Linked DNA regions of Mus musculus: region 2 is linked to region 1. A link is a contact called in ENCODE Hi-C or POLR2A ChIA-PET data. All regions are on one chromosome and are shown on one strand. Each heading gives the region's core, a stretch centred on a gene start or an enhancer-like site at or near the end of the contact. The rest is flanking DNA. Distances are from core to core; before and after follow the strand shown.

Evidence for each region. A loop is a pair of places that touch in the nucleus more often than their neighbours do. ChIA-PET counts read pairs that join two places held with the same protein, here RNA polymerase II (POLR2A).
Region 2: a loop to region 1 is called in a map of v-Abl transformed pro-B cells, with 2.7 times the contacts of the local background. The contact joins the enhancer-like site here to the promoter of Snhg8 in region 1. A Hi-C loop is called at or near these places in 1 of 37 maps with a recorded cell type or tissue (v-Abl transformed pro-B cells). POLR2A ChIA-PET finds 5 or more read pairs at or near these places in 4 of 5 experiments (Patski and embryonic stem cell).

The regions. Positions count from the first base shown.
Region 1 is chr3:123,505,922-123,512,275 of GRCm38, forward strand. It overlaps Snhg8 (small nucleolar RNA host gene 8), which reads right to left and starts at 2,415. Exons shown (of 1, transcript NR_028574.1): 1 at 1,631-2,415. Snora24 (small nucleolar RNA, H/ACA box 24) reads right to left here and starts at 2,145; the gene lies at 2,016-2,145. Prss12 (protease, serine 12 neurotrypsin (motopsin)) reads left to right here. Exons shown (of 11, transcript NM_008939.2): 11 at 299-681. The coding sequence ends at 606. It also overlaps the pseudogene Gm9369.
Region 2 is chr3:123,351,995-123,358,348 of GRCm38, forward strand. Sec24d (Sec24 related gene family, member D (S. cerevisiae)) reads left to right here. Exons shown (of 23, transcript NM_027135.2): 16 at 1,396-1,492; 17 at 1,582-1,727; 18 at 2,953-3,091; 19 at 3,729-3,847. Among named protein-coding and RNA genes, the nearest start is that of Mettl14, 31 kb to the right of the region's middle. Within about 2 kb of position 2,542, at least 1 of the 3 ENCODE cell types and tissues checked has a DNase peak (open chromatin) inside an H3K27ac peak, as active enhancers do.

The DNA of each region.
Region 1 (6,354 bases), core at 1,165-3,664:
AATTCCAAATTTTAGCACTAGCTGATGGAATTCAATTGCTAGGTGTACACTTATGTTTTTCCACAAATGACCTGACTAGATAAATGACACGTCATGTTTGTATGTGAAACTGTACGCAGTTTAATTCTGAAACATCCAATACTAGAGCCTTCTGCTACACAGCTAGCACCATAGCTACTTCTAAGTTAACAGCCATTTTGAAATGCCTTTGAAGGCATTATAAGACTACTAAACTGCTAAATGTGATCATTAGCTGAAATCCCATTGACTAACGCCAGCCTTCTTTTGGTCTGAGCAGGTCGTGCCTACTCAAGAACTCTACAACAAGCTGCTGTGCCTCTGTTACCCAAGAGGTTTTGTAAAGAGAGGTACAAGGGACTATTTACTGGGAGAATGCTCTGTGCTGGGAACCTCCAAGAAGACAACCGTGTGGACAGCTGCCAGGGAGACAGTGGAGGACCACTCATGTGTGAAAAGCCTGATGAGTCCTGGGTTGTGTATGGGGTGACTTCCTGGGGGTATGGATGTGGAGTCAAAGACACTCCTGGAGTTTATACCAGAGTCCCCGCCTTTGTACCTTGGATAAAAAGTGTCACCAGTCTGTAACTTATGGAAAGCTCAAGAAAATAGTAAAACAGTAACCATTCAGTCTTCATACTTGGCACCATGCCAGAAATGACAAGCCTGCGATTCCTTTGAATTTGAGAGAACCCAGTAGTTCAGGGGTACAGGTCTTATCCTTGCCTATTACAATTTTTATGTAAGGTGAAATTCTAGCAAATCTTAGTTTTAATTTTTAAATCTACAAAATTTGGGCTAGGAACCTTGATTAGGTGCCCACATTTAACCTTTTTGATCTTACCTACACTAAGACCAGCACATCATTTTCTTAAGTTCAAATCTTCACTATCAAAATCATTTCTCTAGAACAGTAGGCAGATGTCAAACTTGAATTCTGCCTTTTGAACCATGAAAAAGTACGCCATCTACTGGTACCTTCAAGTAAGTTCAGATCTCCTGAGACTAACCTGACAAATGTTTTAAAGAGGCTCTCCTTATGTACCAGAAAGCCTAACACATGAAATGGCAAGCAGTTAAGAGGCCATACAAATTACTGACCACTTGTGGAACCATGACCTTACAGCAGCCCTTTTTAAATAGGAATGAAGGCCCAGAGACATCTGGTGGGAATTTGGATCCCAATAATCTCTGTGCAGAGGAATCACCCCCTGGTTCCTAAGCTTCCCTAAATAAGGCCTATCATACTCTTGAGTGTGAGTCTCAGTACCTCAAATCCCAGACACAAAAGCCTCTAAGGTCACAAGTATCCCCTCAGCACCTGTCACAACACACCCCCTAGCTGGTGTTACATACTTGGCTTCTGGAGATTTGAAGTTGAATGGCACACACTAGAAGGCTTGGAGAGCAGCAAGCAAAAGATACTTTTCATTAAGGGCAACCGTCTGTGGCTTATTAATCACTCATGTTCCAAGCCAACATTTATCTTGCACCTTTGTAACAATCAAACCTATCTTCTTTGGAAGCCTAGTTAACCCAGTTATTTCCTGCGCAAATGTCTCCTGTATCGTTAACTCTTAATTCACACAACCTCCAGAAACAGGACACAGTCTTATTACACACCAAACATCTTTTATTTAATATAAAATATTCAATTTTCAAAAATTAAAAGCGAAGATTCCCTGTAAGTTGACCAGAGACGATCTCAACCACTACAGTACCTGCAAGAAAAAAAAAAAGGCCCATTACAGAATATCCGTGACTATACTACGGGCTGTTTACTTATGTTAATGTCAGCACAAGAGCAAACTTCACCCTAACAGTAAAGGCCCACTCACTACCCAGAACCGCGAAAACACCACAAAAATGAATCTTACCTTAACACTTCCTCCACTGTTCAACAGCAACGGGTCCCGGCGTTTCCTAGAAATATTTCAATACTAGTTTAGAAAACTGAAGTCCATTTTTCTAGCGTCGTGTAGACTCTTACAATCTTAGAATGTCACTTGCTCAAGTCAGAATCTGGTACCAATGAAATGGTGACAGCTTTGCCAATAACAAGAACATGCTCTTCCATGGCTAGGAAGGGAGACTGCCACAGGCGGCAGGTCCCAAAGATACATGGAGTTTCACAGCCCAAAAATCTAGTGTAACCCCAGAGGTGTCACTCACCATCCGACCCAGCGGTGGCGAACTTGCGTCACGCCGCCCAACACCGTATCGGCTTTACATGGTGGTCGTCGCGCTAACCTTCACGGCGCTCTTGCAGAGTTGATGGCTTTCGGCCAGCACCATAGCCACCTTGTGTCTCCCGCATCTCGGCCACTCACAAATAAGGCCCAAGATATCATCCCCACCATACAACTACATACTCGTAGGCGGATCGCAGCCAAAGAGACTTCTGAACGGTGCGCGCACGCTTTTATAGCCCGGGTGACGCTCTCCCAAGAGCCTGCGCGCGAGGGGCGGGGCTTTCCCGCCCATTCCGAGCTCTCCCGCGCCTCGTCACTTTGATTGGTGTACAGGCGGCCCGGATTCGATGCGTGCGTCACAGGAATGGGCGGGCTGTGGAGGTGGGCGGGGAAAAGCCGAGCTGAAACCACAGTTCTCGCGGTGTCAGAAGTCTCGTGGCTGAAGCTCTGGCGGTGCGCGCGTTTTCTCTTCTTGGCTGCGTTCTTCTCTGGGACCCAAAGTCTAAGGTCCCTTCGTTGCCGCCTCCCCCGGCATCACTTCCTATGGCGCCGGCCCTTTGTCCCCGAGAGCTGTTGGCGGCTCCTCTGCCCCCATCGGGGTTGATGGTTCCGCTTGCGCCCTTCCGCTTGCCCTTTTGATCTGATCTCACTTTTGCCCGACACAGCGCGCCGGAAGGTTTCTCGAACCGGGAGAACGGGAAGCCTGGGCAGTGCGAGCAGACCCGCCCGGCCCTCGGCTTTTCCGGGAGGAAGGCATATCTCACTCCCGCGTGCAGCCCGCTATGAGACAGAATAGAGGGCCTTTAGTGATGGAGTATGGAGATGACAGTTGTCGTCATGGAGAATGTTAGTTAGAAAGCTGTGATCATTACAGGCTGGGAAGGGTGCGGTTAGGGCAACACCGTGCAGGAGTCAGTAGGAACGAATTCATTGGAGACAATACTCGCATTTGAAGGACCTAGAGGGGTTCGTGAACCTCAGCTCGCTCACCCACTATCTCATTTTACTTAAAATAATCACTACTGAATTGAAAGAACTAGTTCATCATAAGGCTCAAGTAACCGCGGCGCGTTGCCCAAACATTTCATTTACATTCTGGATGGTCTTCTGAGGGTGTCCTTAAGAATGGTCTGTATTAGTCCTGAGCTGAGAAGTCCGAGATTAAGGGCCTTCCTTCTCTGGCCAGTAGATGGTAGCCTGCATCTTTCCGTGGGTTTTTCTTTTGTGCCTGTCTGCACCTGTCAGGTTTTTTATTTTACAAAATGTAGTTTTGTTTTTATGTTACTCTGCTGTTACACAGGGCATAACATTTTCATAAGGCTTTTTTGGGGACTACAGTCAATGATTAGCAAACAACTCTCTAAAGAACAATCACTGAACCAAATGGATACCCTCTCACATGTACACAAATTTGCATGGAAAAGTACTAACATTACTTTAAATTGCAATGCACTACATTTTCCATATCTTCGCAGTAATACAAAACACAGTCGCTTGTAGAACCGGTTCAGATTACTTAAATACCAAGTGTGCTGTCAGTCCTCTACTCACGTGTCTGGAAGTTACTCGTGTTTACATGAAATGAAGCTATTGATACTTTTCTACAGCAGTAACTGCACACCAGGAAGGAGGAGACAACACAAACCAAGGGATGGAGTTTCCCCAAAGCTGCAGTGTGAAAAGACTATATAAACAGTTGATCCCATACACACGAATGGGCTTTCTTGCTAGAGGAAATCCAAGTGGAATAAGGAATGGAGATGTAAAAAGGTCTTCTTGAGGGGAAGGGGGTTGGTGCCCTGGATGCCTTTAGTTTTCGGCCCCCTCTGCTGCATCACATTCTTCTGCACTGTCTGATGTCCATAATGTTAAGTTGTCTCTAAGCAACTGCATGATAAGGGTGCTGTCTTTGTAGGAGTCTTTGTTCAGTGTACCAAGCTCTGTGATAGCCTCATCAAAAGCCGTTTTAGCCAGTGTGTAGGCAAGCTCTGGATTATTAAGGATCACAGAGTAAAATACAGGAAGGTTAAGAGCCAGCCCCAGGCGGATTGGATGTGTAGGTTGCATCTCTTTCTTGCTTATATCAAATGCCTCTTGGTAGGCTCTTTGGGAATTTTCTATCATTTGTTTTCCATCATCGCCACAAGCTACTTCAGCAAGATCCTGGAAATAATCTCCATTCATTTTCAGATAGAAGACCTTACTCTCTGGATTAATTGCATTGGCTATTAAATACTTACCCAACAATTCCAGAACCGTGATGCAGATGGACCTCAGTTCCAACTCCACTTTCTCCTGACAGTCCTTGGTCAGCTGCAACTTCTTGTTGGAGGTGTCGGTCTTCTTCTCAATGCTCGAGATGACCATCCAGGCAGACCTGCGGCCCTCAACCACGTTCTTGTAGGCCACCAACAGCACGGTCTAGTAACCTCATTCCAAATACTACCATGTTCAGAGAGTAGGGGCTACGATTTCAACATAAGTTTTGGCAGCACATCATGTCTTACTGAACATTTTTAATGAACCAGACGTTAACCATTGGGCTAGGTAGCTGGAATGGAATAGTGATAGTTTATGTCCTTGTATATTCCTGTCTTTTGGCCAAACTTGTTTTGTCTGAAATGGAACTTTTAAAACCTGCCTTTGGCATGTCCTTCTGTTTGTGTTCTTTTCTGTCCTTGTTGCTCTCCCCTCACCACATCTCTTATCATCTGTGGAAGTTCTTTTCAGCTTTCAGCGTTTTGGTCAAGTGTTGTTATGAAAACCTTCATCCGTACAAGTGATTTTGATGTTTGCATTTTCTCCTGGGGAAGTGCTTGGAGGGAAGACTCCAGTGAGCACTTGTGGTCATGGCAAAGTGCTTTGAAGAGCACAGTACGTATTTCTGAAACGGAAAAAAGATTTGTTTTTAGGGTTTGAGATGTTACTTCATTTCTGAGTGCTTACCTAGCAGCACGAAGCCCTGGGACCAGCGCCCAGCAAGGCATACAGTGGGCACGGTGGCACGGGCCTGTAACCCCAGCAAGGCATACAGTGGGCACGGTGGTACGGGCCTGTAACCCCAGCAAGGCATACAGTGGGCACGGTGGCACGGGCCTGTAACCCCAGCAAGGCATACAGTGGGCACGGTGGTACGGGCCTGTAACCCCAGCAAGGCATACAGTGGGCACGGTGGCACGGGCCTGTAACCCCAGCAAGGCATACAGTGGGCACGGTGGTACGGGCCTGTAACCCCAGCAAGGCATACAGTGGGCACGGTGGCACATGATGGCACGCGCCTGTAACCCCAGCAAGGCATACAGTGGGCACGGTGGCACGCGCCTGTAACCCCAGCAAGGCATACAGTGGGCACGGTGGCACGTGCCTGTAACCCCAGCAAGGCATACAGTGGGCACGGTGGCACGGGCCTGTAACCCCAGCAACTAGTGGCTTTCGGGTTGGAGTTTTGTTTGACTACCTATTAAGTTAATGGACAATTTAGGGTACATGAGACCCTACTTCAAAACCACTATTTTTATTTATTTTTTTAGTTTAAAACCTTTGGGATAGGGGGCTGGAAATGTAGCTTAGTGATGAGTGTTTGTTTGGTAATCACAAGGCTCTGTGTACAATCTCCAGCACCACAAGGAAACAACAGCAAAAGTAATTTTCTCCAGAAGGTGGAGTCTCATCCCTCTCCTGGATTGCAGCACCAGTTTCATATTGGGTTGTTTCATGACTTGATTTCAAGGTGCAGGGTAAAGAAAGGATATCCTGGGCTGGGGAGATGGCTCAGTGGTTAAGAAAACTGCCTGCACTTCCAGAGGTCCTGAGTTTAAATCCCAGCAACCACATGGTGGCTCACAACCATCCGTAATGAGATCTGACGCCCTCTTCTGGTGTGGTGGTGGCATCGCATGCAAAAAAAAAAAAAAGAAAAGAAAAGAAAGAAAGGACATCCTAGTATGGTTTCTGCTGCTGTGATACAACATCATCAAGTGCATCTTGGAGAGGGGCTTTGGCTTCCACTTCCACATCATAGTTCCGCATTGAGGGAAGCTAAGGCAGTCACTCCAAGCAGGAACCTGGAGGCAGGAACTGAAGCAGAGACCATGGAGGCAGGAACTGAGGCAGAGACCATGGAGGCAGGAACTGAAGCAGAGAC
Region 2 (6,354 bases), core at 1,292-3,791, 150 kb before region 1:
GATACACTTGAATATAAGGTCATAATGAAAAAATCCAACATTCGTCTGGGCAGAATTCTGAGTATTTGAGGCACAGTGCAAGTGTCTCAGCTCATTCTCCGGTGAGGAATATACACTTGATCAGAAACCTTAAAGTCCTGGCTGGGGTAGCTCTGGAGTCCCACATGGGTGAAGCTATCGTCCCTGAATGAGTTAGGTGCAGAGCGGTCCAGGGCAGTGTTGGCAAGGGCACTGATGTCACCGCTATTGATTTCATCCCCTTATGTTTCAGTAGTGTGCTAGTTCTATATAACTTTGGATATAAGCCCTTTACTTGTTTGTCAATATACCAAAGCATACTATTGATTTCATCGTGCTATTAAAAAAGACGTGCTGTCATAGTCTAATAGGAGAGACCTCTGGCAATAAGGAATATAAGATTTTATAATCAGTGTTAGTGTTATTTTGGATATGAGCTTTTATGTGCTTTGTTGTAGACTGAACCATATCTTAGCATTTGCGTATTAGCTTTAAAAGTAAAAATTGTAATAGCATCTTCCATTAAGTAATATTGCCGGGTGTGAACAACACAGGCAGGCATCTGGTGTGTACCTGAAGTATCTTTTATGAGTACTGTCTGTGATGCCTGTTTCCTTTCCTCTTCTCTTTGTTTGGGGGATTGAGAACAAGAGTCTGTGTGTATCTGTGTGTATCTGTGTGTGTGTGTGCATGTGCGCGCGCGCACCTCTCTGTGCCTGTCAAGCAGAAGTGTTGAGAATCTTATAAAAGTCTATCTGACCAGGTCAGAGGCACATCATTGGCTGCTGCTTGTCAGCAAAGTCATGTTTTAGGTGAATCTCAGCTCAGTAGCACATGATCCAGGACTCCATTAGTATTGCTTAGGTGTGGGCAGTGAGCAGCTTTCGTAAATATGCTTTAAAAGAGGAGTCAAGAAGTCCAAGGGAAGTGTTTTATTCTCTAGACTCTGTATGAACTCTGAGCTTCAGACTATGAATATGGTCAAATAAAAGACACCCCCCTCACCTACACCACCACCTTTACGGCGTCTTTCTGCAGCTTCACTGAATATGTTAAACCACGCATTGTTCCCTGTGTCTAACACTAGACCCTTGAGTGACTCGCTTATGCTATTGCTTCATTTGCAAAATAAATGAATAATCTTCCCATCCAAAGGTTATGAAGTGAATAAATAGGTAAGGGCTTTATTTATTAAAACTTAAGAGTCACACTGCCAAAGATTATGTACTTTCATAAGGTCATATATGTACATAAGATATCCCTGTAAGTATGCTAAATCAAAATATAAAAAGTGATAAAAAAAAATGAGTTAAAAGTAGCATTATTTGGAGTCTTTTACTGCCACCTGGTGGCCACTGATCACACTTTGTCTTGTAGATACATTCAGATAGCCAAAGGTTTCTGACCGACCTCCGGAATGATATTGAGAAGAAAATAGGCTTCGATGCTATCATGAGGGTTCGGACCAGCACAGGTAATCCTCACACACACCATTTCACGTCTTCTGCACAGTTACTGTGTCGTAGAAGAAGAGGCAAATCTTCCTTTGTCCCTCTGCTGTAGGTTTCAGGGCCACTGATTTCTTTGGTGGAATATTCATGAACAACACCACAGATGTGGAAATGGCGGCCATCGACTGCGATAAAGCCGTGACAGTGGAGTTCAAGCACGATGACAAGCTCAGTGAAGATGTCGGGGCCCTGATCCAGGTGACTAAGCCGCCAAGCGTGCACCTCTCTTCCTAACAGAACTCTTTCTCCCAAGCAGGAGTCCTTAGAGTACTCGCGCGTGACTTGCCCGTAGGTCAGTAAATAGGTGCTACTTATGTGGCACAGCGGTCAATGGCCTGGCCACCAAGGTGAAGGGTCAGGCAGCAACAAACTGCCCTCTGTGACGTGGCTGTGTCCAAGGTTCTTGTAGTCAGGTGACCCTCCCCTAGTTAGTTCATTTTAGTTAATTTGCCCTTTTAAAGGTACTACCTCCACGTTCTTCCCTATGCAAGAGCACACCAATTGGCTGTCCACTGCCAGACAGCCAAGTCAGAAAACATGCATACAAGTAACATTATATGTTATAGTATTATACTGGGGAATATAACACACACACACACACACATGCATATGTACATGTAATAACAAGTAGTGAGATAAGAGGCCATGGGTTTTAAGGAGAGAGTGAAGGAGTGAATAGGAGGATTTGGAGAGAGGAAAGGCAAGGGAGAGATGTTGTGAAAGGGAGGGAGAAATCTCAAAAAAGAAAACAAAAGGTCCTACCTCCAAATGAAGTCTTAGTCTAAGGTGCAGGGCTGGGGGTTTAGAATGTCAGCATATTGGGGTCACAGTGTAGCCTCTGGGATTCTGCTAAGCATTATGTCATAAGCAAGTGGGCTAGGACTGGCTTTGAGTAAATATCAGTTAAAGAAATAAAATAAGAAAAATCGATTTAAAGATCTGAGTTTTCAAACATCAGCTTTACACTGGAAGGGTGGAGAGATTGGCCCAGGATGAGCAGAGTTCTAATGCTTGGTTTTGAATCACAGGCGCCTAGGTAGTGGCTGGGTTCCAGCAGACCTGAGTGCACCGTAAAAATAGCTATGCTCTTTCATGGGACGTGATCTTGGGCAGAGCCAGGCATGCGTGCCGACTTTGTTTCTGGACGTAGGTCCATGGTAGTAAAATCTGTGAAATGCAAGTCAATGTGAAATGTGCACAGATATTTACATGTGACTGGCTTGATCGCTTAAACCATTGAAATGTTACAGCGAATTAATTAGCCTTCCCCCAGGTATCATTCAGTCTTGAAAAGTAACAGAGAGACACTGGGAATTTTTAGAAATCATTGATCTGTACGTATGATTCTATACACTTCAGCGGGATTAAATTAGCTTGGCTGGGTCTGGTCAGTAATACCCAGGTCTCCATGTTGTTTCTGCAGTGTGCTGTGCTCTACACGACCATCAGTGGTCAGCGAAGACTCCGGATTCACAATCTCGCCTTAAACTGCAGCACCCAGCTAGCGGATCTGTACAAGAGCTGTGAAACTGATGCCCTTATCAACTTCTTTGCCAAGTCAGGTAGCGTCTTGCTAATCTCATAGCTCGGTGAGTCAGCTGAGACTCATTGGGTAGCTAGTTAGAAGCTGGAAAATACTACAAGAACCAGTGAAATAGAAGGTTGGAGAATGGCCATCTCCTCTAGCCATAATGAGGGAGACCAGACTCTCTGGGGTCAGGCCACACAGATTTGGCCTAAGTTTTCTTGCTAGTGAGGTGTCTGAGGTGTAATGTAAGAGTGTGAGTGTGTTCTCTAGCACTGCTGACTTACGCCACTGTTGATTATCTGGGCCCTGATGACTAAGAAGCAGGATGGGTGATTTCTTTGCCCTTCTGAAAGCCTATACTTAAGGTATGGAAGAGAGCATTCCAGCCTGCAGAAGTCAGGACTTGGGGAGATAACAAACTGCTCTGTCTTTTCTGTGTATGGAATTCTATTTCTAGTCGTCTCAAGATAAATATGGGTCGCTGTCACCCTTTGCCATAATTAGACCAGTGTCCCTCTTTGCCTAGATCACACTACTCAAAAGAGGAGCAGCAGAGAGCATTATCCTTGTTTGGTAGTCCAAAGATAACAGAAACTGGTTCTTTGTTGTTATTCAAAGAGATCAGTTTCTAAAACTTTCTGTCTTTTCTGTTTGCGGTTTTGTGCTTCTAGCTTTTAAAGCAGTTTTGAACCAGCCCTTGAAGGCCATCCGGGAAATTCTAGTCAATCAGACTGCCCATATGCTGGCGTGTTACCGGAAGCACTGTGCGAGTCCGTCTGCAGCAAGCCAGGTGAGGAGGTCCCTGCTGTCCTGAGCTGTCATTGTGTGCAGAGCACGCGTGCAGTGACAGCCACAAATACACTGTTTATAAACAGAGAAATGTCACAATATGCTCGGATTCCCTTTTGTATATAGACCTAGGTATTTCGTTGTAAAATGTGCATGCTTAAATATATTTGAGGCATATAAATAAGGTTGCCATGAATTGATGGTATTAATAACAGTGGCTCTTTCAAAAGTAAATATGTTATAGCATAAATGATGAAATTATTTTCACTTAAAAGTTACATAGACCTGACTGCCCTGCCTCTCTCTGTGTAGACCAGGCACTCCTTGAATGTGTGGCAATCCTCCTGCCTCAGCTTAAACAGTATTAATTTCTTTGAAACAAGTGTCTCTGGGCATCCTGTAAGTGATTTGAACATTTAGGGAAACCTTGAGCCATTTGCCTTGCTTATCTCCTCTCATCACTCGCTTCCCCGTGTCAGGAAAGTTAGCTGCTGCTTTTCACTGTTGGATCCTGAAGAGCTAACTAATTTTGATTCAAAACGAATTCTATGAGCAACTAGTGGAAATTTTTTTTCCCAATTCTTTGTTAAAGTAGTTACTCCACATTTGAGGAAGCTGTCAGCAGGAAGAGAATACAGGCCATCTAAATTTACCAGCTGAGAGAAGAGGGCAAACATTTGTTAGACCACACTTTACAGGGAAGTCCCCTTTGGGCTACCCGAAGTGATTATTCACCCGTTCTTTTAACTTCTGTGTTGACAGTTATGCATGGCTGGTCAGTTCTCTTGATTATATGTCTGGGGAGGGAACAGAATCAGGGGTCCAGGTTACTGAGGCCTACCTCAGCACTATGAGACCTGTCTCCAAAAAAAAAAAAAAAGGAAGGAAGGAAGGTTAAGGGGATAAGAAAAGCAAAGCCAGACAGGCAGAATTGGGAAGTGTGCTTGTTTGAGTCACGTGATCCCACCAGGTGCTTATGGACTCCATCTTGGATGGAGTTGAGTCATGAGCACTTTGCACCCATCCATACTACCTGTCTTGGATTTCTGGAAGACACTCTTCTGCCTCTGGAGTAGCTCTCCTTTCAGAAGAATCAGTTGACACTGAGCAGGTATAGTTAGTGTCTTCTCTCAAAGTTTATTTGCTAATATTAAAATGGCTTGCCTTTAAAGACCTTAAATGAAAAAAAAAAAAAACGATCTTGCTTGTTTAAGGGAGAAAAGTAAAACTTACCATCTCGTTCTGGTTTAAAAGCTAGAAGACTTGTATCTACACCCAATCACCTGCTTTTATGGCTTAAATGTAGAGCAAACCATTGAGACACTTGTTTTACTCAGAACAAGTCAATAGAGCGGATTCCTGCTCTTTGAAAATGAGATTTTTCCTTTTCCATTTGAGCCTTTCATGGCACCCTTCAACCACCAATGAAGCTAGGGTCCTGGCAATCCAGTCTTCTCCAACACCCACCTCCATACACTGGTACCCTGAGGACCAAGCCTTCAATACTGCATCTGTAGAACACTTTCCATATCCAGGCCAGACCATCAAGACACATACTTTGATTGTGTAACGGACCTGTGTGGACTGCTTTTGCAGTTACCAAAGCAAGAGAAGCCACTGGGCTATGACATTTAAGGAGGAACCACTCAGACTCAGGGGCTCCGCCGTGAGAAGCATCAGGAGAACGCTACAGTAACTGTTCTGGTTTACATCCGTGGGCTCGTTAACTTTATGAGTGCTAATAAGCCACTCATATATTTGAGAGTGAAATGTTCCTCACAAGGCAAACGAGGGGCTGAAGAGCTGCCTCAGCAGTTTAGAACACTTGGTGCTGCGCTTGATCTCCAGCAGCCACATGGTGGCTCACAACCATCTGGGACTCCAGTTCCAAGGGATCCTGTAGTCTCTTCTGACCTCTGAGAACACTAGGAATTCATGTACCGCACACACATACATTGGAGCAAAACATTTGCACACTTGAGATAAAGTAAATCTTTTATTTAAAATGCCAGTGAAGTCCTCTTAAAAAAAAAAAAGACAGAGACTTTAACTACAAAATTGCCAATGTTTTTGTTCATGACTGCTTTGTTGTTAGAAAACGCAAAAACATTTTCCAAACTTGGTCAAATCAGGGTTGGATGAATTTTGGCTCTCCCCTAACCCTTGCTTGCTCTCCAGGGTAATTTCACTATGGAGGAGTCAGGAATGCTCAGGGGAGATTTTACAGTAACAATCTGTGCCTACACACTTTCCTTCTAACCTCAGGGACATTAGTAACACTTCCTTCTTGCTTTCTTCCACTCTAATGATGCTTTCCTCCATCAGCCTTCTTTCCTGTTTCTCTTCCTTTCTTCCCTCTGGTCCATACAACCCAGCCTTCTCTGTCAGCCTCTGTAGAGCTGTCTTCATAAGTGCCAAGCTCACCCCGCTGTGGCACTTAAAATGATGGATATATAAATAACCTGAATATTCCTGGTTAACTTGAGGCAGTGAGTAAAATTCCAGGAT